Linked DNA regions of Homo sapiens: region 2 is linked to region 1. The links are chromatin contacts, found by Hi-C or POLR2A ChIA-PET in ENCODE. All regions are on one chromosome and are shown on one strand. Each heading gives the region's core, a stretch centred on a gene start or an enhancer-like site at or near the end of the contact. The rest is flanking DNA. Distances are from core to core; before and after follow the strand shown.

Region 1 (5,069 bases), core at 2,570-5,069:
GAGCTTCCTGGGAGCATTAACAGGACTGGAAGGGATGGAAAGGTGTGAGGGGGTTCATCTAAACCCAAAGAACAGCTCCTGCTGCTTAGTAGGCACTGATGGCATGCCAGAAGCTGTGCCAAGCACTTCTCTATCCTCACAGCCGTATGCTGTGGACATCCCAATTTTACAGATCAGAACAGGAGGCTCAAAGAGATGTGTATGTGTCTGTGGCGGGGGAGATGTTCCAGGCTCTGGAGATTTTTTGGTCTGTGCTTGGGACACTGCAGCACTGTGGGGGAATGCCAGCCTCTCTCTGTTCCAGTCTTTCTGGCGGTGGGGTTCTGTCCTCTTCAAAGGGAGCCGGGGGCCGGGCGCGGTGGCTGACGCCTGTAATCCCAGCACTTTGGGAGGCCGAGGTGGGCAGATCACCTGAGGTCAGAAGTTCAAGACCAGCCTGGCCAACATGGCTAAACCCCATCTCTACCAAAGACAGTTAGCCAGGCGTGACGATGCATGCCTGTAATCCCAGCTACTTGGGGGGCTAAGGCAGGAGAATTGCTTGAACTCCGGAGGCGGAGGTTGCAATGAGCCGAGTTCGTGCCATTGCACTCCAGCCTGGGCGACAAGAACAACAACAACAACAACAAAAAAAAAAACAACCAGAGGGGCCAGGAGGAGAGGAGAGAGGCAAGGGAGGAATTCTGAGTGAGGGGAGAGGCCAAGAAGAGAGAATGCAGAGCTTCTGGTGTTGGAGACGGGGAGAGAGCAGAGTCCTAAGAGTGGGTGAATAACCTCTCAGTGTGCCCCCGGCTCGCCTGTGTTTACTCACACCCCTGGCCCTTTTGCTTTCTCTTTCTCTTCAACTTCCTAGTGTGCTCATATTTATCTTGAGAAGCACTGTGTGGGGAAGGGCAGGAAAAGAGGGGCAGGGAGGTGGCAGGGAGGGTTGGGAGGCCAGAAAGGGAACCTGAAAGCCCACTCCCCCATCAGAAGGCATTACAGGGTTCCCTGGGACCCCTGCAGGTGCTTGGGAAACAGGCAGATAAGGCACTTAGGAGACATTGTGGGTCAGGAGTGACCCTATGGGTCAGGCTTTGAGGATGGAAGCAGCCAGCCCTTGGCATAGTGTTCTCAGACAGACTCAGCCCAGGAGCGGGTCGTGAAATCAATTTGGTGGGGTGTGACCTGCATTTTAAATAGGAAATTAGAATCACATCACCCTTGGTAAGGGTAAGTTTTGGTTTGTGTGTGCTAGGTCATGATGTCAAAAGTACTTCTGACTGTTGGTCACATTAAAAAAACTGAGGCAGGGTGCGATGGCTAACTCTTGTAATCCCAGAGCTCTGGAAGGCTGAGGCTGAAGGATGGTTTGAGCTCAGGAGTTTGAGACCAGCCTGGGCAACATGGTGATACCTCCTCTCTACAAAAGATAAAAACAAAATTAGCCAGGCAAGGTGGCAGTGGTGCTTGCCTGTGGTCCCAGCTACTCAGAAGGCTGAGGTGTAAGAATCCCCAGAGCCCAGGAGGTCAAGGCTGCAGTGAGCCATGGTTCTGGGCGACAGAGAGAGACCCTGTCTCATAATAATAACAACAATAAAAATAGAAAAACTGTTTTAAGGTAAGGGCTTTGTCAATTGCTACTTGGTTTAGAATCTTGGTTCTGTCACTTGCAACAAAGTTTAGTTTATGCTAGGCACAGTGGGTGGCTCATGCCTGTAGTCCCAGCACTTTGGGAGGCCGAGGTGGGCAGATCACCTGAGGTCGGGAGTTCGAGACCAGCCTGGCCAACATGGTGAAACCCCGTCTCTACTAAAAAATACAAAAATTAGCTTGGCATGGTAGTGGGCGCCTGTAATCCCAGATACTCGGGAGGCTAAGACACTCACCGTGCACTGTCTTGAACATGAAAGATGCTGCTTGAGCTTTAAGAGCTGATAGTGGGCCGAGCTCAGTGGCTCATGCCTGTAATCTCAGCACTTTGGGAGGCAGAGGCAGGTGGATCACCTGAGGTCAGGAGTTTGAGACCAGTCTGGCCAACATGGTGAAAACCTGTCTCTACCAAAAAATACAAAAATTAGCAGGGCGTGGTGACTCACATCTGTAATCCTAGCAACTCAGGATGCTGAGGCAGGAGAATCACTTGAACCCGGGAGGCGGAGGTTGCAGTGAGCTGAGATGGCACCACTGCACTCCAGCCTGGAAGACAGAATGAGACTTGGTCCCCTCCCCCACCAAAAAAAAAAAAAAAAAAAAAGAGCCAATGGTAAAGTGTGAGTTCTGGAAGGCAGAATTCCAACCCCAAGTTCTGGTTAAAAATGTCCAAAGAGAGATTTCAGGTATTTTTTTGTTTTTGTTTTAGAGATAGGGTCTTGCTCTGTCACTCAGGCTTCAGTGCAGTGGCTGCATTGGGGCTCATTGAAGCCTGGAATTCCTGGGCCCAAGCGATCCTCCTGCCTTGGCCTCCCAAAGTGTTGGGATAACAGGAGTGAGCTATTGCATGGCCAGGATTTGAAATTGGCCAGCGTATCACTAAAATCAACAAATGGTACTGGCCGGGCGCAGTGGCTCCCGCCTGTAATCCCAGCACTTTGGGAGGACGAGGTGAGTGGATCACCCCAGGTCAGTAGACCAGCCTGGCCAAGGTGGTGAAACTCCATCTCTACTAAAAATACAAAAATTAGCCGGGCATGGTGGCACGTGCCTGTAGCCCCAGCTACTCGGGAGGCCGAGGCAGGAGAATTGCTTGAACCCGAGAGGCAGAGCTTGCAGTGAGCCAAGATTGCGCCACTGCACTCCAGCCTGGGGGACAGAGCAAGACTCCCGTCTCAAAACAAACAAACAAATGCTACTAATCAGGGTTTTTCTGGCTTTTTATGGTTCATGTCTTGGGGTGCTGGAGGGACAGAATGTGGGGCATCCGCATTACTTGAAAAGTATTATTTAAACAAAATGCTTTGGCCCTCCTTAGTGGTTCAGAACTTTGCCTCTCAAGTAGAACTTGTTGGCCCCTTTCATCTCTATGAACAGAACACCGCCTATCGCTTGGGGCTGTTGTGAGGCCTCGGTGAGATAACCGTGCCATGCGCTGCTGAAACTGGCACTTAACGCTCAGTATGATTCTTGCGGGCGCTGGGCACCGCGGACTAATGTGGTACCTCCCTGCCTTCACAGGACTTCGAGTTTAATGTGGCTTCAGTGTCGTAACCTTTATCATTTCATAACAGAAACGGGTTCAGAGAGGAAGGGTGACTTGCTCAAGGGTACAAGCTTGCTGGGCAGGGCTTGGACTAAAACCCAGGAATGGCCCTGCGCGCGGATTACACAGCCTGGGGCTTCGCACACGAGCCCGAGTTTGAGTCCGATCGGCAGTTCCCCATCTGGCATCCAGAATGGGGTGCCCCCTGCTTTCTCCACGAAGTGGAAGGCGCCGAGAGGCCGGGCGGAATTCGGGGCCCCCATACGAGGCCGGGCCTGCACTTTCGGGGTGGTGGGCGCCCCGCTCCCGGTGCCCCGCGGAGCAGGGAAGCCGCTCGCTCACCACGTGACGCGCCGGCCGGGGGCACCCGCGCCTCCGTGCGACGCCCCGCCCACCGGCCTGCCGCGCGCCAGTGTCCTGGGTCGGGCCGGAGAGGGGAGAGCGGGGGAGGGGACGCGGCGCGGGGGGCGGCCGTGCGTCGCCGCGCGCCTTCCTCCCACCTCTCGCCGGGCCCTGTGTCTCCGCGCCGCGACTCCGCCCCCTCATCCCGCCGCCCAGGCCAATGGCGCCGCGGCGCGAGCCTCCCCGGCCGGAGGCGGAGCATCCGCGCGGGGCCTGGCGCGCCTGCGCCCTGCGCCCGCCCCTCGCCGTAGGAGGAGGTGGAGGAGGAGGCGGCTCGGGAGAGCGAGCAGCGAGCTGGCTGGATCGCCGAGCGCGAGTGAGGGAGCCGAGCCGCCCGCCGCCGCCGCCTCCGCCTCCCCTCCGCGAACAGGAGCCCGGGCCGGGGCCCGGCACGCCGCCCCAGCCCGTCCCTCGGCGTCAGGCCGCGAGGGTAGCGCGCGCGAGCGAGCGAGGGGGAGGGAGAGCGAGCGAGCGCCGGGAGGAGGCGGCCGGACCGAGCGGGCGCCCGCGCGTGTGGCGTGAGGGGAAGCCGCTTGCCCGCCCCCTTCGCCTTCCCTTCTCTCCCCCTCCCCGCTCCCCCCCCGACCGCGGAGCAGCACCATGTCGGCGCCGGCGGCCAAAGTCAGTAAAAAGGAGCTCAACTCCAACCACGACGGGGCCGACGAGACCTCAGGTGAGAGCAGCGAGCCCGGGGGCCGGCCCGCGCCGCCATCTTCGCCGCCCGCCCCGGCCCGCAGGCCGCCGGCGGGGCCCGGGGCGCGCGCGGGGGGCGCCGGGCGGGGGGGCGCGGCGCGGCCGGGCGGGGGCCCGCGGACTCGGCGCCCTTTTTTGTGCGCGGCTGGGCTGGGGGCCTGGGTGGCCCGCGCCGCGGCGGCCGCGCTGCGAGGCGGGGGCGCTGCGGCCTGCTCGGCGCGGGCGGAGGAGACCCCCCCTTCCTCTCCCCCCTCCCTCGCTCTCCTCCCCCTCCCTCCCTCCCGAGAAGCCTCTCTTTATTGTGCTCCGCCATGATGCCTCGCTCCCATCAGCCGCCGCCGCCGCCACATGGTGCGGCCGGACGCGGCCCCGCGCCCGACCTCCCGCGCGGTTCCGCTTCGCGCCCGGCCCGCGGCGGCGCCCCCGGCACCCCCGCCCAGAGGCTGGCCCCGGCGGGGCTTCTGCCTGGAGCTCGGGTGGGGTGGGGGCGCGGGGAACACGCGGGCGGCCGCGCGCTGGGCCTTGGCCGGCCGGGAGGATGCTCTGGCCAGCCCGGGCGCACTCCCCACGTGGGGCGGCCGCCCCGTCGCGCCAGCGTGCGGAGAAACCTGGCGCCGCGACCAGTGTATCGGGGGTCTTGGAAATGGCTAAGAAAGCTGGCCTCTGCCTAGGAGGCTCTCGGCAGGGGGGCTGCCAATCCGGGATGGTTACCGGAAATGAACCGCGCGATCTGGCCCTTTCACACCCACTTAGCTTTGTAGGGGGTTTGTAGTCTTTACAGGACAAAAGGGCACCT
Region 2 (5,069 bases), core at 829-3,328, 8.4 Mb after region 1:
AGAGTGAGTGGTGTCAACCTAAAGAGAAACTCAGGCTCTCCAGAATAAATGAATTTAATCAAGAATAACACATAATTGCAATGCAGAGTATGCAAGCCTCAGTGGGTCACAGGCATGTGGTGGGGGGGTGGGGTGGGGATTGAGGAAAGGGGGAATTTTTTTTTTTTGAGACTGGATCTCACTCTGTTGCCCAGGCTGGAGTGCAGTGGTGCAATCATGGCTCACTGCAGCCTCGACCTCCTGGGGCTTAGGTGGTCTTCCCACCTCAGCCTCCAGAGTAGCTGGGACCACAGGTGCACACCACCACACTGGACTCATTTTTTTATTTTTTGTAGAGACAGGGGTTTCACCATGTTGCCCAGGTTGGACTCCTGAGCTCAGGGGATCTGCCCACCTTGGCCTCCAAAAGTGCTGGGATTACTACAGGCATGAGTCACTGTGCCCCGCCCACGGGAAATTTCTTTTTTTTTTTTTTTTTTTTTTTTGAGACAGAGTCTTGCTCTGTTGCCCAGGCTGGAGTGCAGTGGTGCCATCTCGGCTCACTGCAACCTCCACCTCCTGGGTTCAAGGAATTCTCCTGCCTAAGCCTCCCGTGTAGCTGGGACTACAGGTGCCTGCCACCAACCATGCCCTGCTAATTTTTTTGTGTTTTTTGTAGAGACGGGTGTCTCACCATGTTGGCCAGGCTAGTCTTGAACTCCTGACCTCAAGTGATCCACCTGCCTCGGCCTCCCAAAGTCCTGGGATTACAGAAGCCACCGCGCCTGGCCCCAAGGGGAATCTTTTAAAAAAGAGAAGTTCCCATAAACTGCTTTGAAACCATAAAGACCAAAGGTTAGAAGGGTTTGCCGCAGGCGCTCCGTTGCTAATGTTTTTGTGAGGGCTTCTTCAGGGCCTCTTGTTAGAGTGTGACATAAACGACTTCATTTGGGTACCAGCAAGTGTCACAGGGGGCAGAGACCAGCAGAAACCTAAAGATGACCCCTAGAAGAGCAGGAGGCCAGGGGAACAGAGTTAGACGAGCCACGTGCTAAGCAGGACGTCGCTGCCGGGGGAGCTCTCCAGACACGCAGAAATGCCACAGTCAGGACCGTGGGACGCAGCGGATTCGCCCAAGGGCAGGAGCAGCCTGGCCAGGAGAGAATGAAGGAGGGGCCGGGCGTGAGGTTCGGCTGGGGAGAACCCAGGCAGGGAGGGCCTCGGGCGGCCACGGACGCCGCTTTGCCATTTTGGGCGTTTCTGGGGAGGACAACGCGTGCAGGAAGCGCAGTCATCTCAAGCTGACCTCCAAGGTTACCGAGTTCGAGGGCTGGGAGCCGGGTCTGAAAGCCCCGACCCGCCTATGGCGCGGGGACTGTGGGTCCAGCCGGCCGATTGGCCGCCTCGCTCGGCGCCGGTCCAGGCGCAGCGCTCGGGCCCCGGGGACCGTGAGATGCGGCGCAGCCAGCTTAGCTCGGGGTAGCAGCCACCCCAGCCCGGGTGCCGCCCGGCCTGGTCCGCGACTTCGGGAGGGTCCGGTCCTTCCCCCGGCCCCCACGCCTGGGTGAGGCCCTGGGCTTCTTGCCGGTGACCACGCGGCCAGGGTGGGCACCAGCCCAGGACGGCGCCCAAGGGCAGCCCAGCTCCATCCCCGCGCCGCGGGTTCCGGAACCGAGGCGCGGGACGCTGGGACTCTCTGCCAACATGGCGGCCCCGCCCGGGCGCCTCCCCGGGTCCCTAGTGTCTGCGTCTCCCGTGAGGGCGTGGGCAAAGTCGGTGCAGCCAGACGACAGGAGGCGAGAGAAGCCCAGCTCCAGGCCCATGAGGCGAACCACGTGGGAGCCCCAGACAGCGACCACGCCCCAGGCGAACCAAGGCCCGCCCCGTTGCTACAGCTACGCTCGTAGCACACCTGGGCAGGCGCTGCCGGACGCATGCGCAATGAACCTGAGGGCAGGGCGGAGTCGCAGCAGTTGTCTGACGCAGTCGCCGTAGGACGCAGCCCCGTACGCTGGAGCGCAGCGGAGACAGGCGCGGGCGCACTGGCCGCATAGAGACGCAGCGCACGCGCAGTCGCGTATCCGTGTGATGGGCGGGCTGTTGACGGCGCTGCGATGGCTGCCTGCGAGGGCAGGAGAAGCGGAGCTCTCGGTTCCTCTCAGTCGGACTTCCTGACGCCGCCAGTGGGCGGGGCCCCTTGGGCCGTCGCCACCACTGTAGTCATGTACCCACCGCCGCCGCCGCCGCCTCATCGGGACTTCATCTCGGTGACGCTGAGCTTTGGCGAGAACTATGACAACAGCAAGAGTTGGCGGCGGCGCTCGTGCTGGAGGGTGAGGGTCGCGCCGGGCTGACTGGGGCCCGGGGCTGCCGTGCCCGCCGCCCTCCCAGACTGCGGCTCCGAGCGGGACCTGGGCGGGCGGACTCGACTCCCCAGGCGCCGCCCTCTCCACCCCTTCCCCGCAAAAAGGGGCAAATGTGCGTTCCTGGTTGGGGCAGCCGTGGGCGGCTCGCCTGCAGCGGTCTCAGCGGCCCAAATTCTGCGGGGCGGTGGTGGGAAGAGGGCTCAGAGCCCCAGCAGGTTTTCTGGGCTTCGTTCGCTTTTCTGCAAGGTCCTGGCCCAGGCGCCTGCCCCTCTTGGAGCGGAAACCGGAGGTTCCCCGTGGTGTATGCTCCCCTCGGTACAGTGAGAAATGAGCCCCTCTTGATTGGCTCCTGGTCTGTTCGTGGTGGTCTCAGGCCGAAGGGCATTGATAACCACATGCGGACTGTGCATCGCCTGGGCGGTGCCTGGGCTACATCTGTGGGAGTCGCAGGAGTCTTTCTCCACTGTTGATGAAATGTGACAGAAATGTTTCTGCTTTTTTCTTATCCTCGTCTCATCTGCACCACTGTATTAACGACATCTGTAGTATTGTCCCAGCAATGTTCCTACTCCCTGCTGAGAGGGAACTTCTCCCCATTCAAAATAAATAGAGCTGGCCGGGCACGGTGGCTCATCCCGCGTTCCACCCACTACACTCCAGCCTAGGTGTAACAGAATGAGACCCTGTTTCCAAAAAAAAAAAGAAATAGAGCTGAACACTGGATCTTCCAGAAGAATTCCTTATTGTCCTCACAGTTTGTGACAGTTGAGACGTTCCGTGTGATATATTCAGTAAGAAATGTCATTCTCTGTACCTCCCTTAGAAATGGAAGCAACTGTCGAGATTGCAGCGGAATATGATTCTCTTCCTCCTTGCCTTTCTGCTTTTCTGTGGACTCCTCTTCTACATCAACTTGGCTGACCATTGGAAAGGTATCAGAAACACGTGTACTTGAAAACGATATCTGTGTTGAGGGTTGATTGGGCAGAAGCAATCTTGCATTCTACCTTAAACAGCTCCAGGAGGCATATATGGCAACGAATTGGCAAGAAATCAAGATAAAGAGAAAGGTAGAGCTGTATGTAACCACCTGGCTAGAACACAGATGTTAATTTGATGCTGTCTGACTACTTTCTAGGTCTCTGGTGTAAGTACTGATATGTCCAGCCTCCCTTATAGAGTAAGTCAGCTGGTGGGCTTGAACACTCAGCCTAAATAACCACACAAATTTCGTAGCACTCATTAGCGTGTGTTTGGAAAAGACCAGGCAGAGTTCTGGTGAGGATGTGGAGAATCTCTTCTCACTTGGTCTAAGATGCTTCTCTTTGGAGCAAAGCTAAAGGGCTCCTGCCCACCTGCCACATGCTGAACGTCCCTGAATGGAAAATAGGAAGGCAAAAGATGTGGGGTTCTGTGTTATGGACAAGGACACAAACTGCCAAGTGTTTTGAAAAAGATTTCATTCCCTTGGGACATTGTTGAATTCATTTCAGTGACTATCAGGTATCATAATGTTGATTTGTAATGGATAGTGCCTGCCAAGTGTTTTTATAAAGCAGTTTAAATCTCTTGTAGGCCTTGTGGCATATTTGAAATAAAATAGCTTCTGTTATTCAGCTCTGGCTTTCAGGCTAGAGGAAGAGCAGAAGATGAGGCCAGAAATTGCTGGGTTAAAACCAGCAAATCCACCCGTCTTACCAGCTCCTCAGAAGGCGGACACCGACCCTGAGAACTTACCTGAGATTTCGTCACAGGTACTTTGAGCAAATGGTGTGGGGTTATAACTGGGGTTCAATCCAGAGGCATTTCAAACCACTGAAGATTGAGAAGAATTATTTTCCTTTACCATTTATTACCACGTGTTTACCTCTCTCTCGTTTTGGACTGGTCGGATAATACTTGGGGAAAGAGAGGCGTAGTCTTTGCTTCATTCTTTTTGAAGACCAGCCATGGCCAGTTCCGGTTTTACTTCTGACTGTGCAGTGTTGAATAAGACAGACCTGTTTCCTCTCAAGAGGCCACAGCTGGTAGGAGAGGCTGGTGAGAAGCCAGGCACAGATGGGCAGAGGCAGATGGCACATGGTGTACATCCTATGTGGAAAAGAGCAGGGCGCTGGTGAAGAACAGTGGCTGGTCCTGAGGGTTCAGGGGAGGCCGTGGCACTGAGGGCAAGATCTGAGGGCTGAGAAGCTGCTGGCACCGGGCAAGGTGGGGAGAGGCAGACTTGAGCCTGAGTGAAACTGCCTGAGGCAAGGAGGACCTTGGCATATGCGGGAAGGTGAAATTCCCAGGGCTGGGAGAGGGAGCAGGGGTTGGCTCAGTCCAGCTGTGGTCCTGCAGGTCCTGGAGGCAGCATGGAGGGTCCAGTTGATGTATGCGGGAAGATTTTGGCGTGGACTGGAGGTCTGAGATGTTTACTGTGAAACTGCTCTGGCTGGGTGGAGACACAGTGGAGGGCAGGAGGCCAGGAGAGCTGCCTGGCCGTGGGAAAAGCTGAGTGGGGGGAGGAGTGCTCCGCAGGAGTGGGCCTTGGGAGAAGGAGGGTGAGTCCCCGGGTGGAGGGGCCAGCAAAGGCTGTGCAGGCTCTGGCTTGGGGACACTGAGGAGCTCCGTTTTGGATCTGCCCACTGTGAGATGTCTGGGAGGCGCCATGGAGACCTTGGTGGGCAGGTGGTGCCAGGATCAGAGTCTGCCAGGGGAGACAGGTTTTAGGAGTCCCTAGGT

The links. A loop is a pair of places that touch in the nucleus more often than their neighbours do. ChIA-PET counts read pairs that join two places held with the same protein, here RNA polymerase II (POLR2A). Pooled maps may share reads with other maps.
Region 2: a pooled map shows a loop between it and region 1 (7-fold over the local background). The contact joins the promoter of MAN1B1 here to the promoter of SET in region 1. A Hi-C loop is called at or near these places in 2 of 50 pooled maps. POLR2A ChIA-PET finds 5 or more read pairs at or near these places in 2 of 52 experiments (WTC11 and activated B cell).

What each region holds. Positions count from the first base shown.
Region 1 is chr9:128,685,403-128,690,471 of GRCh38, forward strand. It overlaps SET (SET nuclear proto-oncogene), which reads left to right and starts at 3,820. Exons shown (of 8, transcript NM_003011.4): 1 at 3,820-4,253. The coding sequence starts at 4,181. RefSeq lists enhancers at 537-626, 667-766, 2,117-2,993 and silencers at 3,280-4,189, 4,570-4,689.
Region 2 is chr9:137,084,907-137,089,975 of GRCh38, forward strand. It overlaps MAN1B1 (mannosidase alpha class 1B member 1), which reads left to right and starts at 2,079. Exons shown (of 13, transcript NM_016219.5): 1 at 2,079-2,312; 2 at 3,169-3,277; 3 at 3,963-4,099. The coding sequence starts at 2,094. It overlaps MAN1B1-DT (MAN1B1 divergent transcript), which reads right to left and starts at 1,911. Exons shown (of 1, transcript NR_027447.1): 1 at 40-1,911. RefSeq lists silencers at 1,433-1,662, 2,213-2,442 and an enhancer at 2,003-2,232.